2 separate regions of the Homo sapiens genome follow, and region 2 is linked to region 1. Evidence: read pairs that join two places in POLR2A ChIA-PET (ENCODE). Cell type or tissue: PC-9. All regions are shown on one strand.

Evidence for each region. ChIA-PET counts read pairs that join two places held together with the same protein. Peaks named below come from ENCODE experiments on the same cell type or tissue, not always from the same donor. Only the 100,000 strongest peaks of a DNase experiment are listed, where the experiment ranks them.
Region 2: POLR2A ChIA-PET joins it to region 1 with 6 read pairs; 7 of 35 experiments call an interaction of 5 or more read pairs at or near these places.

The regions. Positions count from the first base shown.
Region 1 is chr5:176,424,855-176,432,854 of GRCh38, forward strand. No RefSeq gene overlaps it. Among named protein-coding and RNA genes, the nearest start is that of CLTB, 12 kb to the left of the region's middle. In PC-9, no CTCF peak of the experiment used is centred here; DNase peaks (open chromatin) are centred at 487 and 3,307; H3K27ac peaks cover 3,327 bases.
Region 2 is chr5:176,488,869-176,496,868 of GRCh38, forward strand. It overlaps FAF2 (Fas associated factor family member 2), which reads left to right. Exons shown (of 11, transcript NM_014613.3): 4 at 83-159; 5 at 3,326-3,464; 6 at 5,131-5,216; 7 at 5,316-5,407; 8 at 7,618-7,795. Among named protein-coding and RNA genes, the nearest start is that of FAF2, 44 kb to the left of the region's middle. RefSeq lists an enhancer at 3,099-4,298. In PC-9, no CTCF peak of the experiment used is centred here; a DNase peak (open chromatin) is centred at 393; H3K27ac peaks cover 1,747 bases.

The sequences.
Region 1 (8,000 bases):
AAATTAAAAACATTATTTTGAAGACTTGTAGCCAAGAAAAATTAGAATTCGGTCCAAACTGTAAAAAATAATAAAAATTGAAAAACATTAGGCAAGATTAGAATCTAAAAATAGGTGTACTATAGTTTGTGAAACATAATTTTTCTGTCTCCGGTTTCCCATTTTTACTATAGACAAGTCATGGTAGGACTGATTTGCTTTATTATACTTGGCCTGATTATTTGTATACAGTGCAACAAGAATAATTTTTTTTACATAGGCTTTTAAATTGGCTGTGATGGGACTTTGTTCCATAGAAGGAATCTCAGATAAGACTTTTTTAAAACCAAGCCCAGCCATGGATTTATACTATCAAATACCTATGAGTTGGGTGAATTCCTCTCTTCTTGAAGTTCCAAGATAAACTTGTGGCTGCTGGGCCTGTCAGAAAGTAACATTCCTTACTTACCACAGGTCAGGAACCCTGTACAGGGACTGTGTAGACAAGGTAAGAGGCCAGTTTTCCCAAGGTGCTTTTATTGGCTCCATAAGTCAAGTTTGTTTCCTTGAAGGAAAGCATACCATTCTAGTCAGTAACCAGTTTCTCCAATTGTGTCCTGCAATAAATGAAAACAGATTCTTTTTTTTTTTTTTTTGAGACAGAGTTTCGCTCCTGTGGCCCAGGCTGGAGTCCAATGGCATGATCTTGGCTCACCGTAACCTCCGCCTCCCAGGTTCAAGCGATTCTCCTGCCTCAGCCTCCCGAGTAGCTGGGATTACAGGTATGCACCACCAGGCCCAACTAATTTTGTATTTTTAGTAGAGATGGGGTTTCTCCATGTTGGTCAGGCTGGTCGCAAACTTCCAACCTCTGGTGATCTGCCCGCCTCGGCCTCCCAAAGTGCTAGGATTATAGTTGTGAGCCACCACGCTCCCCTGGAAACAGATTCTTATTGTACTGATGCAAATAACTGTATTACCATAAGTTAAGAATAGTCACAAATAGTTTCCAAATTCTGGAGAAATCAGGTAGAGAGAAAAAAATGTGTTCTAAATGTTGTTCACAGGAGTATACTAAATTATTAAAAGCTGTCAATAGCTCAAAAGAAAACTTCCCTTGACTCTGAAAAAACAAAACAAAGGATTAGCAATGTTTTCAACAAAAAGTAAAAAAGATTACATCAGTCTTCTATTAACTCTTTCTATGCAGTTAATTCCTGTTCAGCTTGATATTCATGAACGTTTCACTTCTCCATGAGTCCTGAAAGTTTTATTCTATTCTGATGTCACAATCTCCAAATGTATCAAAAACTTGTATTCAAGAGCACATGTTAGATTTTATAGCTGATTATAAAACCACCTTCTAAAGAGGACCAAAACAAGACAACAATTGTCTGTGGATGACGAAAAGTTTTAGGGCAGCCATAGTCAAAGACACAATTGACAAGGGTATTTGTTACCTCTGTGGCACATTAATGTAACAATTATAATTATAACTGATAAAGTACACTAAGTCATATAATAATTATAGGGGTTTCCCATAATTTTAGAACACATACCAATAACATATTTATACAAATACAGCCCAAAGAAAACCAAACACCATTTCATATTCGACCATGTTTTCTGTATAATTTTTATACCAAATAAGCCAAATTATGTCATTTTTGGACTTTAGGGAATCTAATATTCTAAAGCATTAATTAGGTCGGAAAAAGACATAATTTATAATTTGATTTCAGAAAGTTTGTCAAATATCAAAGGTTGAAAACACTTGATACCACAGGTCATTGTAAAATAAGTCATTCTTTTGACCAAAGTGCTAACTCAAGGATTTCAAAAAAAAAAGGCAAAACCTTCATTCTTTGAGAGAGGAGACTTAATTTTACAAACAATAAGCCCTAATGAAAACAGCATGAAGCCAATTAAATTTGTTTTTCAAAATTTTATAAGCTATCTCTAAAATTTTAATCTTGACCATAAGTTATAACTTCCATAAGCCTTTTATAACCTTTATTAATTAGTTGGTTAATGCTTCAAGAAAACATTGTTAATCTGACACAGGGACCCATATGCTGGTCTTGCATCAGTGTGCATTTGACATTAATGATTAATTTCTAGGGAAGCTGAACTTATTTTATCTCTCAAAATTGGCCTTTACAATCTCACATGCCCACCTCCTCCATGATAGTCCCTGGGCCTTGAGGAGTTCAATGGCTTTAATTTCTGGCCCTGTGTCTCAGGAATGCAGTTTATTTTGACTGGCATCTTCTATCAGGCCTGAAGATGAGGCTTTAATTGATGTCAGTGTTCAACATTTAGCAAGACTTGGTGTCCTTCTTAGATCCAGTAGTCAAAGCCCTTTAACTCAGTGTCACAAGAACTTTAAAAGCCCATACAGAAAGACACGTGAATGTAATAACCTTAAAGTTAAAAAAATTCTTTTTTTTTTTTTTAGACAGAGTCTCGCTCTGTCACCCAGGCTGGAGTGTAGTGGCATGATCTCAGCTCACTGCAACCTCCGCCTTTCCAGGTTTGAGAGATTCTCCTGTCTCAGCCTCTCAAGTAGCTGGGACTACAGGCACGTGTCACCATGCCGACTAATTTTTGTAATATTAGTAGAGACGTGCATGTACCATATTGATCAGGCTGGTCTCAAACTCCTGACCTCAGGTGATCCGCACGCCTCAGCCTCTGAAAGGGCTGGGATTACGGGCATGAACCACCACACCCAGCAAAAAGATTCTTTTAATCTCACTTTTTTTCTAAGCAAACTCAAACTTCATAATAATGGCATAGGAATTGTTTCTGCAAACCATAAAATTTGTTAGGCTAGTTACCAAAAGGCAAAAGAAAAGACCTTCAGCACTGCACTGAATATTATGTTGGAAGAAAACATTTCCTTTACACCTTTAAGAAAACATTGTTAACATCAGTCCACAACAAATAGAACTCAAGGAAAAAAACTTATATGAGCTGAAAAATAAGTTGGAGAGCATTACTGTCTTGCCCTTTAAAAGAGGAGAGAAAACCAAAAATGGTAAGATATAATAGAAGTTGAACTTTGGGTTATAATATTTAAATAGAAGTTGAACTTTGGGTTATAATATTTAAATCTCTTACAGTTTATTAACAATAAATCAATCCCTTAAGAAAGTTCCATTGCTCGTACCAATTATTTACTACATTTTTCATTTACATCAATCCCAGTCTCTAGAAGGACCATTACAATTTCCCTTTAATTAACAGACAACTTGATCATATAAAAGTTTATTTTTTTAAATTATATCCTCTTCTTATGACTCACACAAACTGTTCATGCCATGCTTGGACTTCCTGGTTTGTCCTGAACATCCCTCCCTCCCTCCCTCCCTCCCTTCCTTCCTTCCTCCCTCCCTCCCTCCCTCCCCCTCTCTCTCTCTCTTTTTCTTTCTTTCTTGACAGAGTCTCACTGTGTCACTCAGGCTGGAGTGCAGTGGAACGATCTCAGCTCACTACAACCTCCACCTCCCGGGTTCAAGTGATTCTCGTGCCTCAGCCTCCTGAGTAGCTAGACTTTCAGGCACATGCCACCACACCCAACTCATTTTTTATAAATTTAGTAGAGACGGAGTTTCACCATATTGGCCAGGCTGGTCTTGAACTCCTGACCTCAGGTGATCCACCCACCTCGGCCTCCCAAAGTGCTGGGATTACAGGTGTGAGCCACTGCGCCCAGCCAAACACCCCCTCTTTCTTAAACAACAGGTCATTTTATTCTAGGACTAAACTTACAATACAAGGTTCTTGCTCATATAAAATTGTTTCTCATGGCTGGGCACAGTGGCTTATGTCTGTATTTGGGAGGCCAAGGCAGGAGGATCACCTGAGGTCAGGAGTTCAAGACCAGCCTAGCCAACATGGTGAAACCCTGTCTCTACTAAAAATACAAAAATTAGCCAGGGGTGGTAGCAGGCACCTGTAATCCCAGCTACTTGGGAGGCTGAAACAGGAGAATCGCTTGAACCTGGGAGGTGGACATTGCAGTGAGCTGAGATCACACCAATGCACTCCAGCCTGGGTAACAAGAGCAAAACTCCATTTCAAAAAAAAAAAAAAATTATCTTTAAGCCTTCTTACCAAAAAAAACCAGCCAAACAAACAAAATAAAACTCTTTATTTTTATAACTTTCTTTACATCTCTCTTATTTCCTGGTTTCTTTTACCTTTTTAATATATAGCCATATAACCTTTAAATAAGCTTTGAATTAGACAAAAATTGTTCTCCTTTTTAAAAAAGACATCTTTTTTTTTTTTTTTTTTTTTTTTAGAAACAATGTTTTCTGGCCAGACGCAGTGGTTCACACCTGTAATCCCAGCACTGTGAAAGGCCGAGGTGGGCAGATCACTTGAGGTCAGGAGTTCGAGAACAGCCTGGGCAACATGGTGAAACCCGGTCTCTACTAAAAATACAAAAATTAGCTGGGCATGGTGGCTGGTGCCTGTAATCCCATTTACTTGGGAGGCTGAGACAGGAGAATTGCTTGAACCCAGGAGGCAGAGGTTGCAGTGAGCCAAGATCACGTCACTGCACTCCAGCCTGGGTGACACAGCAAGGCTGTCTCAAAAAAAAGAAGTACATCTTATAGATTCATAAAAATCTTTTTATTTTCCTATCTTAGACCTTCAAATTCTTGATAACCTGTTTCACTGCCCTAGGCAATTGTCAGCTAAATTGCCTTAAAGTTATGTATTAAAGGAAACAACTCAGGTTAAAATCAAATAGCAAAATTTAGATCATAAGGTACGGAGAAAAAAGTATAGTGTGCTAGAGGGAAATTAAAACAGATTTAATTGCCAATTGAACATAAAATTATAGACATTATAAAGGCCTTTTAAATATATACACACACACATACACAAAGATCCTACAGCTTTTACTTCAGAACTTTAGCCATGAGATAAATACAAATTCACCAGCTTGCGAAAAGAACCTGTTGGATCCAAACAATGGTTTTTATTTTAATAGAAAAATAACAGTAGACTTAAAGCAGGCAGCAAATAAAATAGAGAAAAAGAGGACCTTGGAACTCTATAGTTTGCAGGTCGACCTTAGGGCTCTTTTTCCTTAATGTAACTGTGCATAAAGACCATATTATTTTCATTTTACATAAATTCTGGCAAGTAGAGGTGCCATAAAACCTATGCAGTGCTCTCAAGGGGGTCACTTTCCTCGTTTTCTTCTCATTCTTAGATTATTTGTTTCCCACTTTTTTTTTTTTTCCTTAAAAGGAGGCGCTGCGCTGTGGCATAGGGTTTTTGTGTGGTGGATGGATGCGTACTGCTTGTGAGCAGGACTCCACAGTGTGTCACCACTGAGTTGTTTCCACCCTCTGTTTCTCTCTCCAGAGGTCTATGACCTCTGAAAGGGCTCAGAAGGCTGAGTGTCAGCTCTTATATGAGTTTCTTAGACAAGCCTTTTTTTTAATTAATTTTTGTTGGGGATTTCCCTGTGGGGCCACTGCACATCACAGGGGCTGAATCCCCCCAGACACTCCCACGAGGCCCCCAGTCACCCAAGGGTCCCTTTCGGCGGGGGGGAGCAAATGCCCTTTCTCTTAGGTGCTGAGAAAACTTAGTCTCTCATTTACCTATGAAAACAACAGTTCAGTTCCTCACACAAATATGCACAGAGAAGCCAAGTTTGGATTAATTTTGAGAGCATCTCTGAACTAGAATTAGGATCCTTAAACAATTTCCTAGGAGAGCAAAAAAAAACCAACAGCCAAGACCACTTCCTGTAAACTGTGCTCAGCCACCCCTACTTTGTAGCTCTCATCCGCCATTACACACACCAAGGTCAAATCCTCTCACAGTATAAGGTAATCTCTGGTACCCCCAAAGCCCAAGAGGTCAGGGCATACAATACAGGAAAACAGAGCTTTAGACCTAAGAAAAATCTGCTCTTGACTCTTAAAACTCCACAGAGAAAATAGAACACCTCAAAAAGGGTGAGTGGTGCCTTTGTTTGAATTATTTAAAGAGGATTAAGTCATTGGAAGCCTTTTCTAGATTTTTTGGTAGTGCGGATGGCAAAGAGGGAAGCAGGTACAGGGTGGAAGAAAAGTAAATAAAAAAATTATTTTTGGTTGGGTGCAGTGGTTCATCCCTGTAATCCCAGCACTTTGGGAGGCCAAGGCAGATGGATCATTTGAGGTCAGGAGTTTGAGACCATCCTGGCCAACGTGGTAAAACCCCGTCTCTACTAAAAATACAAAAATTAACTGGGTGTGGTGGCACACGCCTGTAGTCCCAGCTACTTAGGAGGTTGAGGCAGAAGAATCGCTTGAATCTGGGAGGCAGAGGTTGCAGTGAGCCGAGATCGCACCACTGCACTCCAGCCTGGGTGACAGAGTGAGACTCCATCTAAAAAATAAAAATACAAATACAAAAATTAGCCGGGCCTTAGTGGTGTGCGCCTGTAATCGCAGCTACTCGGGAGGCTGAGGCAGGAGAATCGCTTGAACCCGGGAGGCAGAGGTGGCAGTGAGCCCAGATCACGCCACTGCACTCCAGTCTGGGTGACAGAATGAGAGACCCTGTCCCCCCTGCCAAAAAAAAAAAAAAGAGTTTTTTTTTTTTAAGACAGAAAGCAAACACAGAAACCAAGCACATGATTTTTGGGGGTTTTTTGTTTTTTTGTTTTCCCTCTTTTGCAGCTGCAAGAAATGTTAGCCAAATTAAAGAGGCTTTGTTACCCATAATTTGGAATTTGCACTTGGATTTGACAAAGTCACATAGAGTTGGTCAAATCTAATGGGAGAAAGACTAGAACATACAACAATAACAACAAACCCAACACTATGGTCACTGAGCACGCTAATGGTAAAGAGAAATTAAGATCAGCTGGTTGTTAAACTTTAGCCAAGACAAAACCACAATTCAGCTACTTACCTAGGGATGGGTCTCAGGCTGAAGACTACTCTCTACCATGCTAGAAGCAGGAAAAAACTCAAACTCATCTTCCCTGCTGGGAGCGAGCTCAAACTCCATAAAGGAATTACCTGCCTTTAAATCATCATGGAAGCAGGAAATCTTGCCTTCTTGTTGGAAGCAAGCAAAACTGCAAACAAGGGAGTTGCACAGCAAAATAAACTTTAGATCTCCACCAAATTTTGGGAAATCAGGGATTCTCTGGAGGGGGTGCATCCAGGCCTCAGCAAGCTGTCCTATTGGTTTGAGCCATAAAGGTAGCTCATGCTGGTCCCAAGCACTGATAGGAGATTTGCCAAAGGTCAGGGGCATCTCCACTCAGAATCCTTCCACGGTTACCAAAACGTGAACCCTGAATACCTGAGACAGGTCTTAGTTAATATAGAAAGTTTATTTTGCCAAGGTTGAGGACACGCGCCTGTGACACAGCCTCAGGAGGTCCTGACGACATACGCCCAAGGTGGTCAGGGCAGAGTTTAGTTTTATACATTTTAGGGAGACATGAGACATCAATCAACACATTTACATATGAACATTGGTTCAGTCCAGAAAGGTGGGACAACTTGAAGCAAAGGTGGGACAACTCCATGGGGAGGGGGCTTCCAGGTCATAGGTAGATAAGAGACAAATGGTTGCATTCTTTTGAGTTTCTGAGTAGCCTCTTCAAAGCAGGCAATCGGATATGCGTGTATGTCAGTGAGCAGAGGGGTGACTGAATAGAATGGGAAGCAAGTTTCTCCCAAGCAATTCCCAGCTTGACCTTTTCCCTTTAGCTTAGCGATCTGGGGGCCCCAAGATTTATTTTCCTTTCGCAGCCCCTGAACTATGAAACACACGTCTATGAAGATGGAGATGTTCTGAGGCTCCTGGGACCCTTGGTACGTCCTAGCTGGTGCTGGATGGGGTGCAGCTGGAGAATCGCTTGAACCCGGGAGGTGGAGGTTGCAGTGAGCCAAGAGTGCACTCCAGCCTGGGCGACAGAGTGAGACTGCGTCTCAAAAAAAGAAAGAACTACAAAATGTTGTTGAGAGAAGTTAAATAAGGTCTAA
Region 2 (8,000 bases), 64 kb after region 1:
GAGTGAGAAAATCTGACCTAGCCATTTGATAAAATATTAGGGATTGAGAGAATTGTCTCTAACTTTGTTTTTGGACTTTCAGGGGCTGCTTGGATGGGGTTATTACTTGATAATGCTTCCATTCCGGTTTACCTATTACACGATACTTGATATATTTAGGTATGTACCTTTGGATTTATGTATTAGTAGAATAGTAAGACTTTGGAGCTGAAATTTAGGCCAAAATAAGCTTTATGCTCTATCAATGTTGACTTACCAATTTGTCATGAGATGGAATACACTTCCCGAACTGTCTTTTAATACAACATACAAGTATTTTAAATTGTTGAAGCATTGGCAGGCATTGTGAAATGGAATTGTTTTTAAATTAGTCTTACCTTTTGTTTGCAAAAACCAGTCTGACTATATTTATTTGTCTCCCCCTCCCCCCCCCACCATATTTGTCACCTCTACACTTCCTAGTTGATGTCCACACCCTTTCCTTTCTAACCACTATCATCTCCTAGCTTCACACTCCTTAGAACTTTCTTCCTCAACTACTTCTCCTCCACCTGACTACTCACAATCCCAACAAATTCTCTTGCTCTGAGATTACCCAGTTTGCCCTTGATTCCTCCCACAATAGTTGGACCTCCCTAGACACTCCTGTTACACCTTTTCTTTCTTTTTCTTTCTTTTTTTGAAACAGAGTCTTGCTCTGTCGCTGTCACCCAGGCTAGAGTGCAGTGCCACCATCTCGACTCACTGCAACCTTCACCTCCTGGGTTCAAGCGATTCTCATACCTCAGCCTCCCAGATAGCTGGGATTACAAGCATGCGCCACCACGCCTGGCTAATTTTTGTATTTTTAGTAGAGACAGTAGAGATGGAGTCTCATTTTGTTGGCCAGGCTGATCTTGAGCTCCCGGCCTCAAGTGATCCACCTGCCTTGGCCTCCCGAAGTGCTGGGATTGCTGGCATGAGCCACCATGCCTGGCAGCTTCGGTACCTTTTCACTTTGCTCTGGCAGCCCCTAGGTTGCAAACACTGGAACCCTTTTATGTATATACCCACTTGCTTCATACCTTCACCTTTCTTCTAGCTTCCTTCATGTACCATTAAAAGAGCTCATCATTGGAAGCTACAGAGGGTCCAAGGCCAGAAAATGAGTGGGGCTCAACTGGCCGGGCTCTGTGGCTCACGCCTGTAATCCCAGCACTTTGGGAGGCTGAGGTGGGCGGATCACAACGTCAGGAGATCAAGACCATCCTGGCTAATACGGTGAAACCCTGTCTCTACTAAAAATACAAAAAATTAGCCGGGCGCGGTGGCTGGTGCCTGTAGTCCCAACTACTCAGGAGGCTGAGGCAGGAGAATGGCGTGAACCCGGGAGGCGGAGCTTGCAGTGAGCCTAGATCGCACCACTGCACTCCAGCCTGGGTGAGAGAGTGGGACTCCGTCTCAAAAAAAAAAAAAAGAAAAAGAAAAGAAAATGAGTGGGGCACAACTTCTTAGCATGTCAGGCTTGGGTTATCTGGTCCAGAGCCATGTCTAGGCTTTATGGGGAACTTAAATGTTCAAGGGCATCCAGGCCAGCAGATGGAGCTGGGATATGTAGTCTGGGCCTTCCCTGGAAGTACAGGTTCCCTGTACTTCCCTTCAAATATGGGACAGCCTTTACCCTGCCTCTAGGGAGCAGAGGCTGAAGTTGTGGGTCCAGCAGCTGCATAAGTACAAGGGTCAGATAGTACCTTTTATATTGGACCCTTGGTGTTTTATGAGGCTGTCTACTTAATGGCTTTCTTGGTTTAGCAACATTCTTCATGATCACTAATTGCTTAGTACTCTTTCCATCCCCATTTTATTTAAGAATGAACATGTAAAAATCTTTAAAATCATAATGAAAACTAAGTTGACATCTCTGTTTTTTTCTAAAAAATCAAAAAAGCTGATTGTCCTAAATTGTGTAGATCGTGGGAATATTGTGTAATGAGGAAAAAAAAATAAAGGCTTTAAGAGAGAATTCTAAAATGCTTAATTTCAAAGAAAGTAGTTAAAACATCAGTCTTCTGATGAATTTCTAACCATTCCCCCACGTATACAACTTACTACATTTTGTGCTTTTAATTCGCTCTGGAACGTTGTTGTCAATGAATTTGGTTTGATTACTCGGGAGAAATTCCAAGTAGAATTGTATACACAGGGGGAATTTGTTGGGATAATGAATTGACTCACTTTTTGTTAAGGAAAAGTATCACAGTTTAATCACCTTGTCTGTGCTGAAAACGTTTTAAGTAAATGAATATTGTTTGCTTTTCTAGGGAAAATATGCACGGCATGTATTACTAATTTTAATGCAGCTGTATCATCCAACCAGCTTGTTTAATGTTAGGTAACACATTATCCTCTGTCCTGTTGCCTTCTCTGGAAACCCAAAGGATAAATAAATGGTACTATACAAATAGGGTAGGCCCTTTAGAAACAGATGTGTGGTACCATTAGGTATGTATTCTTCACTTTACAAGAGCTGCCAGTACTCCACATCTGCCAGGGTACTGTGGAGCAGTTTTATAACTTCCTCCATGGTTGCCATCAACCATAAATCATCAAGCAAAAGGTACTTGCCCCTTTGAAGAGCAAGTAAGTCATAACCGCAACTTCAGATTTGAAGTTCCTATCCGTAAGTTGAATAGTTTGGGGTTGTGAACTCAATATTTAAAATCCCAGGAAAACAGAAAGGAGAAGGAGGGGCAAGTAGGACAACCAGAAAATGACCTCTGTTCTAGAGCACTGTCCAGTAGAACTCTCTGTGATGATAGAAACGTTCTGTATCTCCGCTGTTCAGTATGAAAGCCATTAAACACGTGGCTGTTGAGCACTTGAAATGTGGCTAGCATTACTAAGGAACTGAATTTTAATTGTATGTAATAGATTTAAATTCAGAATAGCCACATTTGACTAGTGGCTACAGTACTTAGACGGTGCCATTCTAGAGAGTCTGGGTGCATAGCCTGACACATGATCTTTTTGGATACTGTGTCTTCCCTTCCAAACCCTTCTAGCCCTAAATTGTTCTACAAAAAATACTCAGGATTTATGTAGGCCAGTGTTGGAATTTATAATCCCAGTAGTTTGCATTCTTCCTGAACAGGCAATAGAATAACACTTGCTGCTTTATGGCTTTTGAACCAGACTCTACTCTCGGATTTGATGGTCCACTCACAGACTGTTCACCTCCCTTTGTTGCCGTGCCTCTGGCTCTGTTACAGGAATCTGTACAAATTGGCCCACTCGATATGCACTGTAGTAAGCTGGATTCATGTGATATTTATTCCTTCCTCCCCAGGTTTGCTCTTCGTTTTATACGGCCTGACCCTCGCAGCCGGGTCACTGACCCCGTTGGGGACATTGTTTCATTTATGCACTCTTTTGAAGAGAAATATGGGAGGGCACACCCTGTCTTCTACCAGGGAACGTACAGCCAGGTCAGTGCCATAAACCATATAGATGCCAACTTACCGAAATGATTCTATCCTCAAAGGAGAGCACAGCCCAGCACTGATCATGTCCTTCTTGTACTCAAAAACCTTAATTAGCTCTTCACTGCTTATAGGGGTGGGTAATAAAAAAGACCAAACCTTTTAGCTGGCCCCTCTTTGATCTAATGCTGCCCTTCTTTTGAGGTCTTTTCTGCATAACTTATTTTACCATACCCTCAGTTCCAGCTGACTCATTCCCTGAACATAGTCTGTACTTGCCTACCTCTGTGCCTTTGCTTTTGCCGGTCCATCCACGTGGAATGCCTTCCTCACATTTTTGCTAATTGGAATCTTGCCAGTCCTTCAACTAGATTATGTCACGCCCCACTTACAGCTATCCCTGATTGTTGTGCCCTGTCCTGCCCTATCTCATCATCTAGAATACTAATCTTTCCCTTTGTTCTTCCATAGCTTTTAAAAATTGATAGCAATTTTATATTCTTTCCTATATCATTTGTGTTCGTGTCTAATCTCTGCTACCAGACTGAAAGCCCCTTGAAGGCAAAGCCTACATCTTCTTTGATCTCTCACAGAATTGAATAAGGACATAGACCATAGACTCAGGGTAGCACATCTCATTCAACCTCAGCCATGTAGACCTTTGACTCAAGACCTCACCATTCAGGGGAGGAAAAATTAGAGTTCTGTGGGTGTTTGGTATATCTCTAGTTTGCCAGAGAAATACATAGAATTAACACTACAGGAATAGGGAAAACTATGGGAATGCTGTGGCAATAGGCAAAAGGGGGTTCTATTATGCAGCCTCCAGAATTCCTGAATCTATCTGGAGAAAGAAAAATGCTCACCCTTGCTTCCTGCTTTCATTTTCCCACATCTGCTTTTTATCATAGTCAGTCTCCTCGCTGGCTGTTCCCACCACACTCAACAAAAACTGAGCACCTACTGTATGCCAGGCAATGTCCTCAGTGCTAGAGATACAGAGATGAGTGAGATGAGCACCTCCTGTGTACCCTCTCTGCTATGATCCTGAGGGTAGACCACCCTTGACCATGTCAGCAGTCGTACAGTGTAATGTGCTCAGGAGCACGCACATGCAGGAGCACGCACAGGAGTCTTCGGCGCTAGCCTTGTCTTTGAAAGTCTTTTACACCCTATGCTCTTTAGAATGCCTTTGGATCGTACAGTCCATCATTCCTACTCGATATGTGGCCTGGGATCAGGGTTGTCTTCGCAGTTATTTTTTACTTACAAGGATGTTGTAGCTGTGAAGTAGAAAAATTCTCACCTCCCTTTCATATGGTCAGATTCTCCTGTTTTTATCTTCCTTAGACTGTGGGTGCAGCTGACTTTTCTGTGGTTTGTTGGGAACCTGTGTTTGTAAGCCTGTCTACTCTCATGTGTCTGTTAAGTTTGAATCCTAACAACACTAAAACCTTTTCATTAAAGCTTGTTAGCGTGGAGTTTCTATAGGGAGAACAATGCCAGGGGTGTGAAGGTAGGAGCTCAGGAATTTTCTGATTTCTTGCTCACCTTTTTTCCTTATTTTTCCTTTTGTTCCTAAATACATAACTGTATCCATTAGGACCCTTAGCTTAAATATAAGCTCAAGGCACAGTCTTCTTAATAGTGAGTGACCTTCTCTTTCTCACAGGCACTTAACGATGCCAAAAGGGAGCTTCGCTTTCTTTTGGTTTATCTTCATGGAGATGATCACCAGGACTCTGATGAGTTTTGTCGGTAAGTGGATTGATTATTTTCCTTCTCTTTTCTGACTCTTTCTGGTGACAGTTTATAGTCAGCAAGTTGTTCTCATATCCTTTTCATACCTTTCCACAGCAACACACTCTGTGCACCTGAAGTTATTTCACTAATAAACACTAGGATGCTCTTCTGGGCATGCTCTACAAACAAACCTGAGGGATACAGGGGTAAGTTATGTTTCTTCTGCCTCATTGAGATTGTTGGAGTATCTTTGGAATAGTCTGGAAAGACATGCCATGCCATTTATTACAAGTGTGTTTGTTCTGTGGTAGATACGACGCTAGTTGCTATTTTATATTGTCTCATTTAATCCTCTCAGCAGTCCTGAGAGATGGGGGGTCATATTACCTTTGCTTTATGGTTTAGGAAATAGGCTCAGAGAGTTCAAGCCACTGGCTGAAGATCACACAATTAGCAAGTTTTATTTTTTTTGTTTTTATTTAATTAATTAAAAAAATTTTTTTGAGATGGAGTCTTGCTCTGTCGCCCAGGCTGGAGTGCAGTGGTGCGATCTTGGCTCACTGCAACCTCCACCTCCTGGGTTCAAGCGATTGTCCTGCCTCAGCCTCCTGAGTAGCTGGAACTACAGGCATGCACCACCACGCCCAGCTAATTTTTTTGTATTTTTAGTAGAGATGGGGTTTCACCATGTAGCCTCAAACTCCTGGACTCAAGTGAGCAGCCCACCTCAGCCTCCCAAAGTGCTGGGATTACAGGTGTGAGCCACTGTGCCCCGCCATAATTAGCAAGTTGTAGCGTACAGTCGGGTCTGCCAGATTCTAAAGCCCGTTCTTCACATTCAGCATTGCCAAAGCCTGCCACATTCATAGAAATACCCAGTCTTGGCTAGCAGCTTGCTTTTAATCTTAATGGGCTTTTTACTGAAGAGTTTATTCTTTTCATCAACGATTTTAACAGAGCCCTTGCATAGTGAGTCAGTTGTTTGAGTACCTTGAGTGCTGATATGGATTTGGAAAGTTCAGATCTTTGCTGACAATAACTCTTCTTTGGAGATAAGTATTTTTAGACGGTTAGTAAAAGATACGAAGGCATCCAGTGAGGAAAAATGTAGTCATTTTTGTGGCTACTTCTATCCAGCAACTTTTGAGTTTATATTAGCATGCCACATACTGTGCCATGTCTTGAGAACCAAAGATGTGGCAGATGTTGTCCCTGCATCCCAGAGTCTGAATCTTAAGCCTAATTGTTTTTAAACATCCAAATTCCTGCATGCGTTTTGCCATTCTAATATGGCTTTGCAGGGGGCAGAAGGGAGGTTGTGAATAGAAGGAAGGTAAGGATTTTTTTTTAATAGAAGTTTATAAAATCTCTTATTTCACACCATAAGGAAAACATAGGTAAAACTCTGTTATGGTAAAAATCTTGGTCATTTGGACACCAATTTTTTTTTTTTTTTTTTTGAGACCAAGTTTTACTCTGTCACCCAGGTTGGAGTGCAGTGGTGCGATCTCAGTTCACTGCAGCCTCCACCTCCCGGGTTCAAGCGATTCTCCTGCCTCAGCCTCTCGCCTATCTGGAATTACAGGCGCGTACCACCACACCCTGCTAATTTTTGTATTTTTTGTAGAGATGGGGTTTCATTATGTTGGCCAGGCTGGTCTCAAACCCCTGACCTCAAGTGATCCAACCACCTCCGCCTCCCAAAAGTGCTAGGATTAAAGGTGGAGCTACCAGCCCAGCCTCAACTTTCTATTAATAAGCTTCTTTGGAACAGAAAAACTAACCTTTTTAAGGGTGGAGAAAAGTTACGTGGGGAGAAAGGATAAGGAAAGGATTAGGCAAGAGAAAAAAAAATGATGATGGAGATTATTATCAGTATCATCAGGCTGAGACTTGCAGCCTTGTGCCCTTTTAGGTTTGAGCCCTTGTACAGGGAAAAACTGTGCCAGATTCTTTATAGATCCTTTTTGTACCATCAAGTAGACATTATCCTTAAACTCTGCAGCCTTCCCTGGCATCATCACAACAACCACACCGCCACCAGGAAAGCCTGTCCTATTCTAGTCAAGCACCTAGGGATAGGCATGCAAATTGATAACAAAAACAAAAGATTACAAAACTGGGAGGAACTGGGCATGGTGGCACACTCCTGTAATCCCTGCTTCTCAGGAGGCTGAGGTGGGAGGGTCACTTGAGCCCAGGAGCTGGAGACCAGCCTGAGCAACATAGTGAGACCCTGGCTCAAAAAAAGAAAAGAAAGAAACTAGGAGGCGGGGAAAAAGCGGAGACTAAATGATACCTCTCGTCTTCCCCAACCAGGATTAAAACAGTTCTCTCTCACTCATTGTGGAAAGTCTAAGGGTTGATCTTTTTCACCGTCAAGTCCTGCCCTTGATCTGTTGGGTCTTTTTATCAGTCTCACAGGCTTTACGAGAGAACACCTATCCATTCCTGGCCATGATTATGCTGAAGGATCGAAGGATGACTGTGGTGGGACGGCTAGAAGGCCTCATTCAACCTGATGACCTCATTAACCAACTGACATTTATCATGGATGCTAACCAGACTTACCTGGTGTCAGAACGCCTAGAAAGGTACAAGGGAGTTCCCTTCTGGAACAGAGAGAGACCAGTTGTAAATTTGGAGGGCTGACCTCTGGGGCTCTACCAATCCTGACTTCTTCTGTGCATCAGGCCGCTATTAGCTTTTAGCTTTGCCCATTTATTGTCAAAATATTTACATACTTTGACCTAAATTACTCTATATCAGGTAATCTGTTCTTAGAGATGTTCAAAATAA